2 separate regions of the Homo sapiens genome follow, and region 2 is linked to region 1. A link is an interaction called in ENCODE POLR2A ChIA-PET data of the cell type or tissue named here. Cell type or tissue: PC-9. All regions are shown on one strand.

Region 1 (8,000 bases):
CATGTGCGCACACAGGCACACGTGCACACACAGGCACACACAACTCCCCTCTGCAGTGTGGCAAGTGACCCTGGAGGGCAGTTGCCTTTAGGTTCAGGCATGAGTCTCAGCCTGGCACACAGAGCCTGTCTACCCTTACCTGCCAATCCCTGCCTGGAACCTGGTGCCCCTGAACTCCATGCTGTTTCTCCTCGCCAGGCCTTTCTTCAGTCTTCTTAATCTGACATGTCTCCCCTCCACCTCATCATCCAACTCCTATTCACAATTCAAAGCCCCATCCCCTGCAACTCCAAGAAGCCTTTACAGACCCCCTAGACCTTGCTGGGTGCCCTACTCCGGATCCCACAATGCCCTGTATCTGTCTTCATCATTGCATCCATGTCTCTCTCTCTCCCACCAGCTGAGTCCCTGAGGACAGAGACCACCTCTGGGTCACTCTGTGTCCCTAGCACCAAAGACAGTGAGGTGCACGGCCATGATGAAAATGTTGGCCAAAGGAAGGAAGGATGACAAAGTCTGTCCAGCACTTAGAGCCTGAAGAGGGGTAAGTACGTTTTCTGCATCATCTCCAGGGCCACCACACCCCCGCAGCCCCGAGGAGCCGGCACGCACCTCTCGGCCAGTGTCTGCTGCTCATTGATGCCCACGTTGAAGAGGACGGGCTGCACTCGCAGCAGCATGCCACTCTGGATCTCCCGGGGCAAGGCGTCAAACAGCGGGCCCGGCAGAGGGACCCGCACGTTAAACCCGTCGCTGGAGAAAGGTGGAGAGAGGGAGAGCAGTGTGAGGCCAGAGGGCCACCGAGCAGGCTGCAGTGCCCAGGCTGGCCCTCTGGCTTAGTGATGGCCAAACTGCCAACCACAGACCTTTAAGGGAGTGGCACTAACCTAGGGGGCTGTAATCAGAGCATTTAACAAAATGAAATAGGATAAAAAATTCAGAAGAGTACCTTCCCTGAGATAAACAAAAATGAAAACCGCTCTCTGGCTCAGAGAATTTTAAACCAACACTCTACCGATTTCCTGTGATGACGGGCAGCATGTCTGCGGAGGCGCTGGAAGTGGCCTGAGTGACTTTGAAGGTCACGTTCCTCAAGTCCATGATCCCAAGGCTCATGTCCTCCAGCATTGCCAGCTCCTCCCCTGGACATGAGAGAGGGGCAGGGCTGTCAGGCAGAGGGCCCTGCTACTCTCCCCAGTCTCAGCAGAAGGCAGCCAAGCCCAGGCCTGGCTGTGACAGGAGGGGTGCAGGTGTGGCTCTGGTGGAGGGGGAGTCTCTGAGCCTCTTCCCCTGCAACTCACTCCTCTGTGAGTCAACAATGCCTCTGAAATCCCACAGCCACATCAAAACATGCATCTGGTGGAAACACGCGCCATCCCTTCCCACTATTTCTTGGGCAAGCACCAGATAGTAGGGAGGGAAACAAATACATAAACTCAGAAAGCAAAGCCAGCTCTTGAAACACGAAATGAGAGATGCTAAAGCAGCTTTGCTGTGGCCAGACCCTCCCATTACACAGGGCTTGATATCTATTCGATGTCCTCAATTTCCAATGATTAACAAATGCTTTCTATCACCTTCTCAGAATAAATAAATAATAAACAAGGGTAGGAAGAAGAGAGCCTTTTTAGAGGGCAATTTGGAAATATCTATTAAATTTAAAAATATTCCTACCCTCTGACCCAGCAACTCTCCTTCCAGTCATTCAGTAGCTGCAGAAACAGGCCCACAAGTGCCTCATGCACAGATGTCACTGCTGCACTGGTGTTTCAGGAACAACCCAAAGTCCAACAGGAAGTTACTGGTTAAGTAATTAGCATCCATCCTCAACCAGCAACAACAACAAACCAAGGCGTGTGCGTGTGTAACTGCCAGGTCTGCCATCTGGTCTGCTGTTATATATTTTGGATTTATTTCAATAAGCACGCATTACTGGTATAGTGAGAAAAGTGCCTAGCAAGAAAGGATGGAAACCACACACGCAAGTGGGGCTCCCGATCCTGGCCCGGGCGCCTCACCGTAGGTGCTCAGCAGGCTCTCGAACTGGGCCAGCAGCCCGATGGTGTAGAGCTGGCGCAGGAAGCCGTCGTCATGCAGGCAGTTCCTCAGCTTAATGATGAAGCCGCAGATGAGGGCGGTCAGCTGTGGGAGCGTGGGGTGAAGAGGTTCAGGGTCAGGTGCCTGCTCACCAAATGGCAGTCAGATCATGCCCAGCCCCCCACCGCCCCCTTCCTCTGCTGCCACTGCTCAAAGGGGCTTCAGTGGCACCTCCCATCCCTTGAGAAGCCCAGGTGGGGCATGCCCTGGCCATGGGAAGACGCCCAACAGTGGGCTTGCTATTCCTGTCGCTCACCAAGTGGGTTTGGTTTTTGGCCCAGCTTCTGACCTGACCTATACCTGGCTTTATTCCTAGGCTGGAACTTCTGGAAGCCCATTATTAATTACTCACAGTGAAAGGGTCTATCTACTCATAGAGCCATGCCACCCCTGGCTGGAAACTGAGTTAGCCCCAGCAAAAAACAGAAGTGAGAGACAACATGGTCACTCAAAGTTTCCCCAGTGGGAGATTTTCTATGGGATGAAACAGGACTCTCCAGGATGGGTGAGGGAACCTGTAGAGAACCAGCCCAACCCCAAATCACTGTTCACTTTACTAATTTGATTACTGGCAACTATTAAACTTGTTACATTCATTTCAAGGCTTCACTTCTCTCAACAATAAGAGAGTCCTGCAACAAGCTGCAGAGCTAAGGCACCTACTGTTATACGAGCAATGTTTGCACTGACAGCAAATACCTGTGTTGCCCTCACTCAACCTCTGTGCAGTAAAAAAAAAAAAAAAAAAAAACGCAGCAAAGAAGCCTGTGCCACCCATGCATGCCCTCACTATCTCCTGGGTGCAGAATCGGCAGACTCTGCAGGTGCCAGTTCCTTGGGAGAAGCAAGCATGGGCTGCCAAGGTAGTTCTCCTGACTGTGTTGAAATGTAGACCTCTCTATTAAATAACCTTTAAAGCACCACCAGGAGGAAATATGGCCATCTGGGGTCTTTTACAAGTGAAGTGAGAGGGAAGGGCTTCCTAAGCCTGTCTTTTCTGAGCTGAGAGGTGCCCGTGGTCTCCCTCGGGGTGCTCCCGGGGCCTACCGTCTGGCAGAAGACCACGTCACGGCGGTACTGCAGGCTCAGGTAGGTGGCTATGGTGGGCGCGCTGTCCTGCATGAGCAGGAATACCATGGCCTTCTTGGCCTTGTCACTCATCATGGCCACGCAGTCGGTGAGAGTGGTCAGCAGCGGGTAAAGGGCCTCACTCCATTCACCTGGGGCACAAGCGAAGGGGTCATCACAATGAGAGAGAGATTTTAAGAATTAGGTTCTGGCAATTTAACAAGTCACCTGGCCCCTAACCACTGCAGTCCTCCCACTCCCCCATCTCCACCTCATCTTCCAGCTCTGTCTGGAACCAACCCAGTCTCTAGCCCTCTAGCCCTCTAGCCCCAGCTCTTTCCAGCAACCTCAAACACCAGTTCTACTCCGGTACCTCCAAGACATGCCTGGTCTCCTGAACCTGTTGGGGACCCTAAACAGAAATACTCAAGACAATGCCTTCGGAGGAAAACAACAAAGAAGCTTCTGCAAGTCATGACGAGGCCAGAAAATGCTCTGTCCCCAGAGGCCCATCTCCTTCCACAGCCCTGTAGCACCTCCACCCGGAGAGGAAGGACACCCAGAAAGGTTCTCTGTGATCTCCCTTCTCTTGACCTGGGTATAAAGTCAAGTCAGAGACTCCTCTGCCCTTGCCAAGCCTTGTGTGCAACTGTGTTCAATTCTTACCCCTGCACACCTGGAGGAGGACTATTCCCCACAGCTCCCAAGTTTTCAGCCCTCAGAACGGCCCCACCTTGCACTCACTTCCTTCCCCACCCCCACCTTCCTTCCCCAGTACTATTTCTAGCTTAGTTTTCTTTTAGGAATATAGGGAAACTTTGACCCTATACCAAAACAACTTTTTAAAAATAGAACCTCAAGGGAGAAAAACAGGGTGAAAGATATTTTGGGTTTTGACTCTTTTTTTCCTTCCTATTTAGAAGACATTTAAAAGAGAAGACAGGCTCTCATTAAGGTTATATTTGTAACAGGTGATTAAGACCAGAAATAGGCATGTGACCATCACCACTTGGTGAATCCACCACACCAAACATGGTGAGAAGTCATGGAGTGAAGCCCAGGCAGTACATGCCCCTTAGGGTGAGGGTTCGAGCCACAGAATGCGCCAGGCCATGTCCCGGCACGGCACTCAGGGAAGGCCATGGGCTGTGGGAGCTGTGCGGCTGCCAGAGGATAAACTCTGTCTTAGATAAACAGAATCTCAGAGACCGAGAGAAGGGCGGCTTGGCCCTGTTCTCTCAAGCTGGATGGTTAGCACTTCACTGAGAAACCAACCTAAAGAAATACTGAAACATATAAAAGAATTCCCTACACTCAGTGTTTGGTTAATGCAAATGTTTAAGTATATGTAGCAGCTCAAAAGTTGGAGGTGGCCTAATTGTACATGCAGGCACGCTAACTGTTTGTGGACAGGATTTGTATCTGTAATGGAAAAAGCAGGCTTAAATTTAGCAAGTCCACAGCAGACAGGTCTTAGCAAATGAATCATGGTGACGAAGGACACTGAACTGAGAGGTGGAAAATGTGGAGGCCCGGCCCCGGCCACTGCTGAGCAGAGGTGACCACAGGCAAGGCCCTCGACCCCTCAGCCATGTGGGTCCTTTTTTATAAAATGAGAGAGAGGCACTAGATAATGTCCGAGTCTCTTTCCTCCACTAAAGTTCTCAGAGACCATGTTTTTGTTTCTTTGAAGAATTCTGTTGAATGTATGCCAATTATATGAAGTGCCTATTAAAAATGCCAAAGGCAAACAAGTTTTTCTCGCCAAACGGTTTGGGGAAAGGCAGGCAGTCTTTAAGACTATCCTTCTCTAAGAAGTACATGCTCTTAAAGCAAATGTTGCCAATTTTACTTTGCTCTTCTAGCTGTCATGCATATCATGAAAATCATGATTATTTTAATCTGAAAATGATCAAAATATACAACTGGTCTTACTTGACTAAACAAGCTCTCTCCATACAACTTTTTCACTTTGCCTATATCTCTTTAAACTAAATTCCTATGAGAACGATTGCTTCGCTACATTAGGAAAAAAATGAAAAAAAATTGTAGTATAGGAAGAATGGCTAAAAAGCACTAAGATGTTTGTCCTGGAAAAGAGGAGATATGGAACTTGGTAGAAGGTGAGTGTCGTTATCTGCCCAGAGAAGGACTCAGACATGCCTGGAACAATTTTTTAAAAGTTCAACCAAAGTGAGTTTCTTGGGCAGTAACATGATTTCCACGCAGGATCTAGTGAAGTAAAGGCACCTGGGTCACTGGAATCGGTGAAGGGTTTATACTCTGCCTCCTTCACTGACAAAGCCTTGTTATGAGAAAAAATCAGCTCAGTGAAACAATGTCCTGAGTGACGTCGCTGACCCACGTTTTTGTAGAAAACTCCTTATCTAGTTCCTAACCCGTAATGTTCGCAGACCGGTAGTGAATTCATGGGCCATACTAATTTAGATAACTTTGAAGAGCACTTTCAAATCCGTACTTTGCTTCTGCATTTTCCCCTCATCAGTAGGGGAGGGAGAAAGGGAGAGTGTGTGTGCCTTTGTAAGTGTGTATATTTTAGCCCAGATTAAATGCAGTTCTCCAGGAAAAGCCAAAAGAACTCCTTGCAAGGACCATTTTAGTCCATCAGCATCAACTGTGAAAAAGCCATCAGTGCTTCTGGAAATGTCCCAGCTGACACACAACAAGGAGGGCTCTACAGGCCAGGCATTGTCTGTGTGCTGCCCGGGGACCCATGAGACTTCCCATTAGTTCTGCAACCCTCAGGAGCCCAGAACTGAGAAGACCCCCTGAGCTTCTGTGGGGGCAGATGCACATGCCACCAGCCCTCTCTTGGCCCTAACTGCTGGGTATGGCCCCAGGCTTGGGCACCACTGAGGCTCAGGCGACAGCCAGCTCAGTCCGAAGGCACTGGCCTGCCGTGGAGGTCAGCTGAGGCATGGGCCCGGGGAGGCAACGGAGGAGGAGACCAAGATCAACTGTTTGTACATCTACCAAGGCCTCAGTAACCTTGAGGGTCCAAGGGGGTGGGGCCCAAAGCCTGCTCAAAGCGACACTGACTTTTGGGGAAAGAGAAACTGTGAAGGGGCTGAAAGCAAACTGGGAGAGTATGAGGTGTCCAATCAGATTAGCCCGCCAATGAGCTAACTTCTAAGAGCGTCCTGGGGTTGCTGCCAGGAGCTGCCACACTATGCTGACTCATGGGGCTGTATGGGTGGACAGGCTTCACTAGCAATGCACAGGAATAGCTTGTTAGCCTGGTAAATCCCACAGTCATGGACTCGCTACATTCTAGACATCAACAAAGTATCCTGCTGTCTTACATTTATAACCAGTCAGAAATATGCAAGCAATAGACTGACCATGCAGCTGATTTTTGGAATGTAAGAAAAAGAACATCAAATCATATTATTTGGGGGACTCATGCTCAAAACCACAAGCCATACCCAGGAAACTCAATATGAACTAGATCAGGGGTCAGCACACATTTTCTGTAAAGAGCTAGACAGTAAATATTTTAGGCTTTGAAGGCCACGGGTTCTCTGCTGCAACGAACTCTGGCACTGCTGCACAAAAGCAGCTGCAGACAATACATGAACAAGTGGGCAAGGTTGGTTTCTAACAAAACATTATTTATAAGAGCAGACTGTGGACAAGATTTAGCTCAGAGCTGTAGCTTGCCAACCCCTGAACTAGAACCATAAACATTGGTTTCTACATGCAAAGGAAGCAAAGAGATTACATTTCTGGTACTAACTGCAACTGAGGCCCATAGCAATGTCTGGTAAGAATTCTAAAACTGCACCCAGGAAGTCCAGATGTGTACCTCCCTACCTCAGGTCAACCACTTCAGGAAGCCCAACACGCTCATCTGTAAAGACTTTAGAATGTAAGAGTAAAACAAATACATGTGGTAGTCTGCCTCAGGCCACAATTTCCTCAGCCCAACTGGTCCCTCATCAAACCTGCGAAAAGTGTTTTATGCCTCACAACGAAGGAGGTCCTGGAATACTTTCCCAACTCTGGGATCATAAGGCAATCTTTTGTAATTTAGCTACAAAACACTACCTGAGTATCAATTAAAAGGGCATCAGCAGGAGCCTTGAACGGAAACCACGTACCTGGGCTGGACTCTTCAGGAGGGGGACTGCAATCTGCACAGAAATGGAGGGCGACATGGATGATTAAGGAGCAGCACACAGTTCAAACCAAGCAACTCAATCTCAGAGCAGCAGCTGCGTCAGCAGCTTGCAGTAAGGCGGCTAACAAACAGAAAAGAGGTCTGGGTGCCTGGCTGCCTCTTCCCCAAGAAGGCTCACGAAAGTACTCTGGCTGCTCCAAGGCAGCCAAGCCCTCTCAGTGGTAAACAATGACAGATTCCCCAGCTTAAACATTCATGTTGCCAATAGTTCAACATAAAATGCTCTTCGGGATGTGCGATCTAGCTTATTACAATGTGATAAATGCCACAGAAAAAAGCACCCACATAAATCACATTGTAGTGGCAGAGCCCCGCGTTGGCTTGCGGCATCTGGAAGCAAACTTGTAAGGAGAGAGACTGACCAGTACACGGCGTGTTCCACGGTCAGTCCCACTGCTCTGATTCACCGGGGAAGCCTGGGCTCAGGATCGACTGCTGAGATCCAAAGTGTTAAGATCCAGGAATGAAACCAGTATACCAAAAAAAACTCTATGCCAATCTCCCAAATTTAAAACAAATGTTAAGTTTTGTGATTTAGGGGTAGTCTCCAATTAGAATGTCCCTTCAGGTCCTCAAAGAATACCACTTTTGATTCCATTTCACCTATACTAAGTCACACTGGGATGTACTTACT
Region 2 (8,000 bases), 1.8 Mb after region 1:
CCTTAAGAAAACCGTATTATAGGTGCTGGGTTACAAAGTCCACAGGGGCCATGAGAGGGCCCTACTCACCAGCTCCAGCTGCTTTTTCTCATGGGGAAAAGCCAGGGGCCCCAGAGCAGACCAGGGACTCCCACCACCCAAGAAGGAGTCCTCTGCATCTTACTCAATGAGTCTCCCAGGAAGGTCCAGCCTCTGAGATCCCAGGGGCCCAGGATGTTCCCGCGCTCTCAGGCCCTCCCATGGGAGAGGTGCGGGCTGGACTGACTGGAAGCCACAGGCTTGGGCCCTGGGTCCACACCTGCAGATAGCTGAGCACCCTGATTTCTTGGCGATTCTCTGCTCTTTCCTCCCTTCACCCAAGCTCCCGCAGGATTAAGCTGGCTATTAATAGTGCTGACCTCAACCACCGGGATGAGTGGCAGCCAGCCCAGCAAGAAGGCAGAGCCAGGGCAGGAGAGGAACCAGCCAGAGTGACAAGCCCCTGCCCTCTAGCCTCGGGGAGGGCAGCTGGGTTCATCCATAATCCTAAACAGGGCTCATCTATGTTGCTCCCTTCCTCCCAGAGACACAGCTGGCAGTCAGGGCAGTCAGTCCAGGCAAAGGCCAGAAGACCAGAAGGCTGCGGTGGCCCAGCAGGCAGGCCATACACTCTATACTCGCTAGACTCTGAGACAGAGTGAGACCCTGTCTCCAGAAAAAAAAAAAAAAAAAGATTACAGCGATTAAAACAGTGTAGTACTGGGCAGGGCACTGTGGCTCATGCCTGTAATCCCAGCACTTTGGGAGGCCAAAATGGGCGGATCACTTGAGGTCAGGAGTTCAAGACCAGCCTGGCCAACATGGTGAAGCCCCATCTCTACTAAAAATACAAAAATCAGTTAGGCATGGTGGCACAGGCCTGTAATCCCAGCTACTCAGCAGGCTGAGGCAGGAGAATCACTTGAACCTGGGAGGCTAAAGTTGTAGTGAGTTGAGATTGCACTACTGCACTCCAGCCTGGGCAACACAGCGAGACTCTGTCTCAAAAACAAGCAAACAAAACAAAAACAGTGCGGTACTGGAGAGAACAATGGACAGAAATATTTATTTTACTTCAATTTTTTTTAGACAGGGTCTCATTCTGTCACCCAGGCTGCAGTACAGTGGCACAATCACAGCTCACTGCAACTTTGACTTCCTGGGCTCAAGTGAACCTCCTACCTCAGCCTCCCAAGTAGCTGGGACTATAGGGCATGCCACTAAGCTCAGCTAATTTTTAAAAAAAATTTTGTAGAGATGAGGTTTCACTATGCTGCCCAGGCTGATCTCGAACTCCTGGGCTCAAGCGATCCTCCCACCATGGCCTCCCCAAATGCTGGGACTGTAGGCGTGAGTCACCATGCCTGGCTTATGGACAGAAATAAACTCCAACAAATTGGGAATACTGTATATAATAAATCTGGTATATTAAATTGCAGGAGAAAAGAGAGATTATTCAATGAAAGTTACTGGGCTAACTGGTCCAAAGTCACTGTTTTATACCAGACTTATAAATCCCTAAGAAAAACCACTAGCTTAATTTTAAATAGAAATACAATAAATACAAACAAAATATAAGGAAATACAAATTTTCAAAATGAACTCATTTTTTACCTATCATATTAGTCAAGATTTCAGAGATTGGTACTCTCAGTGTTGGCAGGAGAACTACCCACCGTTGGAAGTTCAATTTTTACTTCAGAAATTTGGCAGTATGTGCCAAAATGTAAAATATGCAAGACCTTGGACTCTGCCATTTCTCCCAACCCTAGGAAGTGACCTTAATACAAAGGAAACACCCAGGCCAGCATGCAAGGTGTGCCCAGGAGGGCCTGCCAATGTTATTTGTAACAATATTGCAGGGCTCTTAAAAAGGCTGACTCAGACATGAATTTATCTCAAGAGACGGTGATTCACTATTTGTGTAAAGTAAAAAGTTCCAAAACAGTAGAGTAGGAAGGACTGCTGGTTTCCTTCACTTTTGCTTAATGCATTTTATACTTCACATGCTATTTTTTATTTTTACTCTTCTAATTAGACACTATTTTCATATTGGGGGAGAAGCAATATCATTTGTTGCTGACTTGGTAGAAGAAAATACACCAAAATATCCACATTTTGGATGATGGGATAAGAGTGACTTTTTTTTTTTTTTTTTTTTTTTTTTGAGACAGAGTCTTGCTCTGTTACCCAGGATGGAGTGCAGTGGTGCGATCCCAGCTCACTGCAACCTCCGCTTCCCAAGTTCAAGCCATTCTCATGCCTCGGCCTCCCAAATAGCTGGGATTACAGGTGCCTGCCACCACGCTGAGCTAATTTTTTGTATTTTTTAGTAGACGGGGTTTCACCATGTTGGCCAGGTTGGTCTGGAACTCCTGACCTCAAGTGATCTGCCCACCTGGGCCTCCCAAAGTGCTGGGATTACAGGCATGAGCCACCGTACCTGGCCATGTGACTTTCATTTCTTAATCATTTTCCACTTTTCTAAGTTTCTCTAATACACTACTTTTTAAGAACTTTTTTTTTTTTTTTGAGACAGAGTCTTGCTCTGCCACCCAGGCTGGAGTGCAATAGCACGATCTTGGCTCACTGCAGCCTCTGCCTCCCAGGTTCAAGCAATTCTCCTGCCTCATCTCGAGTAGCTGGGATTACAGGAGCATGCCACCATTCCTGGCTAATTTTTGTGTTTTTAGTAGAGACGGGGTTTCGCCATGTTGGCCACGCTGGTTTCAAACTCCCTACCTCAGGTGATCCACCCACCTCAGCTTCCCAAAGTGCTGGGATTACAGACGTGAGCTGCCGCGCCAGGCCTATCTTTACTTTTTAAAAATTATTTTTATCTTTTTTTTTTCTTTATTTGAGACAGAGTCTCACTCTGTTGCCCAGGCTGGAGTGCAGTGGCGTGATCTCAGCTCATTGCAAGCTCCACCTCCTGGGTTCACACCATTCTCCTGCCTCAGCCTCCTGAGTAGCTGAGACTATAGGCGCCCGCCACCATGCCCGGCTAATTTTTTGTATTTTTAGTAGAGATGGGGTTTCACCATGTTAGCTAGGATGGTCTGGATCTCCTGACCTCGTGATCCACCGCTTCAGCCTCCCAAAGTGCGTGAGCCACTGCGCCTGGCATTTTTATCTTTTTTTAGAGACAGGGTCTCTCTCTGTTGCCCAGGCTGGACAACAGTGGTACAATCATAGCTCACTGCAGCCTAGAGTTCCTGGGCTCAAATAATCCTCCCACCTCAGCCTCCAGAATAGCTGGGACTACCGGCACATGCTACCACGCCCAGCTAATTTTTTTATGTTTTCTTTTTTGAGACAAAGGTCTCATTCTGTGGCCCAGGCTGGAGTGCAGAGTGACACGATCACAGCTCACTGTAGCCTCGGCCTCCTGGACTCCACTGATCCTCCCACCTCAGCCTCCCAAGTAGCCTGGATTACAGGCCATCATGCCTGGCCAACTTTCGTATTTTTTGTAGAGATGGGGTTTCGCCATGTTGCCCAGGTTGGTCTCAAACTCTGGGGCTACAGGAATCCTCCTGCCTCAGCCTCCCAAAGTGCTAAGATTACAGGTATGAGCCACTGCACCTGGACTTCGGTTTTACTTCTTTAAATTTTTTCTGTGTTCATTCTATAATACATGTACTAGTATAACAGCACATGTACATAATTTTTGATTGAATGGAGGCACAAACTAAAAAGAAAAAAAAAGGTTTTAAAATAGGGGCAAGATGAAAAGCTTGAAGAGCTCCCTTTAGAATACCCCGTAAATGCTGGGCACAGTGGCTCATGCCTGTAATCCCAGCACGTTGGGAGGCTGAGGCAGGAGGATCATCTGAGGTCAGAAGTCTGAGACCAGCCTGGCCAACATGATGAAATCCTATCTCTACTAAAAACACACAAATTAGCTGGGCGTGGTGGTGCCCACCTATAATCTCAGCTGCTCAGGAGGCTGAGGCATGAGAATCGCTTGAACCCGGGAGGCAGAGGTTGCAGTGAGCCAAGACTGCAACACTGCACTCCAGCCTGGGTGACAGAGCCAGACTCTATCTCAAAAAGAAAAAATAGCCCCATAAAGATAGCTATGCCTCAGTTGCCTCTTCGCACAGGACATGGTCAACCTCCCCCTGCCACCAACCTGTCTGGGTGACCATGTTCCCAGGAGAGAGTTGCCCTACATCTACTGTCAATCCCACTCTTCCTAGGAGGAAGCTAAGGCCCAGAGAAGTCATGCCCAGGGTCACACCCCAAGGGGTGATCAGGCTGGGATACAGAAATGGGACTTCTGCTACAGATAGCCTTCTTCCTTTAATACAAGCCCATAGTGGGTGAAGCTATTGACAAACTGATGATGGGGACTCTAAGACTGGCCCCTCACCCTGGGGACAGGTCTTTATGCCTCTGATTTTCCATTTAGCTAGTAGTCTCTAGATTTTTAAGCTTTTACTATGGAAAATATCAAGCATCTACAAAAGTAGAGATAATAATCTAATTACACCCTCACCTAACAATTAACAGCTCCTCATGACCAGCCTTTCTTCCTCGCTACTCCCACTTGCTCTACTCACTGATTTTGAAGCAAAGCCCAGGTTTTATCTGTAAACATGTATACATTTTACCTGAAAATATTTAGTATTTCAATATGTATCTCTAAAAGATAAGGACTTTTTTTTTCTTTTTTTTTGAGACAAGGTCTTGCTGCCACCCAGGCTAGAGTGCAGTGGCACGATCCTAGCTCACTGCAGCCTCGACCTGCTGGGCTCAAGTGATTCTCCCGCCTCAGCCTCCTGAGGAGCTGAGGCAACAGGCATGAGCCACTGCACCCAGCTAATTTTATTTTATTTCATTTTATTTTATTTTCGTAGAGACAGAGTTTTTTTCTGATATCGGTAACAAAAGTGGAAGGAAGAAAACTAAGATCACTTATAATCCTGCCTTCCAAAGATAACTACTGTTAACTGTGTATTTTCTTTGGTGTTTTAAAATGGATATATATAGATAAAATATTTCCACCACAAATTGGATCACATATATTGTTTTGTACGCTGCTTTTTAAATTCTTTACATTCTTTGTATTTTCCCATGTCACTAAAAAGTTTTATAAAAAACAGAATGACTTCATAACATGTCATTGTACAGATGCATACACAATCCCAGTCCCCATTGGGCTCTTAAATTGTGCCTTCTCCCCGTTTTTGCCATATGAATATCCTTGTGTATAAATATATGTAACTGTATCTCCATGTCCTTAAGATAGGAGTCAAAGAAAGGGTTTTGTGTGTTTAACTTTCTGAAGTTCCCTAATAAGTCAGTTCAGACTTAATGCTTCCTAGAAGACACAGTCAGGACAATTAGGAAATCAGGCATCAGGAGACCAAAAATGGCAGGTTTCAGAAGCTACGGCTGTCAGAAAGCAAGGAGAAAAACAAGGAACTTGAGCCATCTGCTGAAGAAAAAGAACATGAAGTGGAGAGAGGAGTGAACTGTGTCCCACCCAGACGCTGGTCCCTGGGAGCAGGATCTCTCCGTGGCCAGGAGGTGCAGGGGGTCCCAGCAGTCCTACCAGCACCATCAGCGTCCTTCTGAGTTCAGACCCTTCCAGCAAACTGCTTCTTCCTTTCCACCCAGTCCGTATTCTCAGAAGCACCTCTGGCATTTTCTCCTGGAACTGCAGAGCTGGAAGCATGGCTCACAGCCATCTCGCCCCTGCCCCAGCATCCCCTACCAGAGGTGGCAGGGAACCCCTTCCCCGCTGTACCTTTGCTCAATTGCTTACAGAGAGGCACAGCTCACTCATGGCCTTGTGAGGCTCCATTCTTTGAACCTTTTTGGCAACCAGCTAATAATCCACAGGCAAATCAACCTAAAAGTGAGACCATTAATTTTTTTTTATTTATAATTTTTAAAATAGAGACAGAGTCTCACATGTTGACCAGGCTGGTCTTGAACTCCTGACCCCAAGAGATCCTCCCGCATTGACCTCCCAAAGTGGTAGGATTACACGTGTGAGCCCCCATTCCCAGCGTGGACCACTATTAAAGAGCCCACAGGTCCCATGTTGATCCTAAAGACTTAACCGAAATTCTGTTAAATACTTTGCTGAAATACATCTATTCTGGGACTAGCTTTCCATTGCACTAACCTAGTAATCCTACCCTCCCCAACATACACAAAAGAAATGAAAATTAGCTTTTTTTCCCCTTAGTAAACCCCAGTTGGTTCCTGGTCATCATATACTGTTTCCAAATGTTTACAAACTACTAAAATCATTCCAAGGAATCATTGATGTCAAACAGAGAGGAAAACTATAGCAACAGTTGAGGTGATGCCAGAGGCTGATACTGGTTGTTAGGTGTAGGAACAGAAGGGGAGGAAGAGGACAAGAATATTACTTGCTCACTATCAAACAATTATTTTTCCTGCCATTAAAGAAAAAAAAATGATATGGTATCTTTCTTCAGTTTAACAGCGGGAAAACAATTATAGTCTCATCTGTCTCATGAGCATAAATGCCAAAATTCTTTTTTTTTTTTTTTTGAGACAATGTCTCACTCTGTCGCCCAGGCTAGAGTGCAATGGTGCAATCTCAGCTCACGGCAACCTCTGCCTGTCAGGCTCAAATGATCCTCCCACCTCAGCCTCCCAAGTAGCTGGGACTACAGGCTCATGCCACCACACTCAGCTAATTTTTTTATTTTCAGTAAAGACAGGGTCTTCTGGGCTCAAGCAATCCATTCGTCTCAGCCTCCCAAAGTGCTGGGATTACAGGCATGAGCCACCACGCCTGGCCGATGCCAAAATCCTAAATAAAGATATTGGCAAATCAAATACAGTGGTGTGTAAATAGAATAATGACACTAAGTTAGTTCTACTCCGGTTATACAATAAATTTGGGATTAGCATTAAAAAATCAATCAGTGTATTTCAGAATAAAGAAAATAGGTTATTCAATCATCTCAACAGATACAAAAAGAGCATTTGGCAAAATTCAACACCTATTCATCATAAAAATTCTTAGCAAACTAAGGGGAGAAGGGAATTTCCTTGATCTGGTAAAGGAAATCTACAAAAAACCCTACCAAAATCATACAAAATGATCAACTTTGAAAGCCTTCCCAGGAGTTCCAGAACAGCCTGGGCAACATGGTGAAGACTAAGCAGGTGATTACCCAGTTGGGCTTTGAATTGTCCTTCCTCCAGGGAAGGGAGGGGTCTAGAGATTGGGTTCAATCCTGTGGTGAATGACTTAAATCAAACATGTAATGAGGTCTGGATAAAAACTCTGGACCCCAAAGCTCACTGAGCTTCCTGGTTGGTGAATACATTAACATATCTAGACAGAGTGCCCTGACACCACAGGCAGAGGGCATGAAGCTCCTCTAGGACCGACAAAGCCTCATCCTATGTGTATCCCTCAAAATAAAACTATAATCAGGTGCGGGCATGGTGGCTCAAGCCTGTGATCTCAGCATTTTGGGAGGCCAAGGTAGAGGATCACTTAAGCCCAGGAGTTTGAGGCTGCAGTGAGCTATGATTGTGCCACTGCGCTCTAGCCTGGGCAACAGAACAAGACTCTGTCTCTTGGCTGGGCATGGTGGCTCAAGTCTGTAATCCCAGCACTTCAGGAGGCTGAGGCAGGTGGATCACCTGAGGTCAAGAGTTCGAGATCAGGCCGGGCACGGTGGCTCACGCCTGTAATCCCAGCACTTTGGGAGGCTGAGGCAGGTGGATCACGAGGTCAGGAGAGCGAGACCATCTTGGCTAACACAGTGAAACCCCGTCTCTACTAAAAAACACAAAAAATTAGCTGGGCATTGTGGCGGGTGCCTGTAGTCCCAGCTACTCGGGAGGCTGAGGCAGGAGAATGGCGTGAACCCGGGAGGCGGAGCTTGCAGTGAGCCGAGATTGTGCCACTGCATTCCAGCCTGGGCAACACAGTGAGACTCCATCTCAAAAAAAAAAAAAAAAAAAAAAAAGAGTTCGAG

The links. Peaks named below come from ENCODE experiments on the same cell type or tissue, not always from the same donor. Only the 100,000 strongest peaks of a DNase experiment are listed, where the experiment ranks them.
Region 2: POLR2A ChIA-PET joins it to region 1 with 7 read pairs; 2 of 35 experiments call an interaction of 5 or more read pairs at or near these places.

The regions. Positions count from the first base shown.
Region 1 is chr2:98,558,782-98,566,781 of GRCh38, reverse strand. INPP4A (inositol polyphosphate-4-phosphatase type I A) reads right to left here. Exons shown (of 25, transcript NM_001134225.2): 17 at 7,287-7,319; 18 at 3,145-3,317; 19 at 2,019-2,142; 20 at 1,016-1,142; 21 at 613-753. Among named protein-coding and RNA genes, the nearest start is that of COA5, 46 kb to the left of the region's middle. RefSeq lists a silencer at 6,290-6,461. In PC-9, no CTCF peak of the experiment used is centred here; no DNase peak of the experiment used is centred here.
Region 2 is chr2:96,780,964-96,788,963 of GRCh38, reverse strand. The region is part of intron 1 of CNNM4 (cyclin and CBS domain divalent metal cation transport mediator 4); the gene reads right to left. Among named protein-coding and RNA genes, the nearest start is that of MIR3127, 13 kb to the left of the region's middle. In PC-9, no CTCF peak of the experiment used is centred here; DNase peaks (open chromatin) are centred at 383 and 1,873; H3K27ac peaks cover 3,921 bases.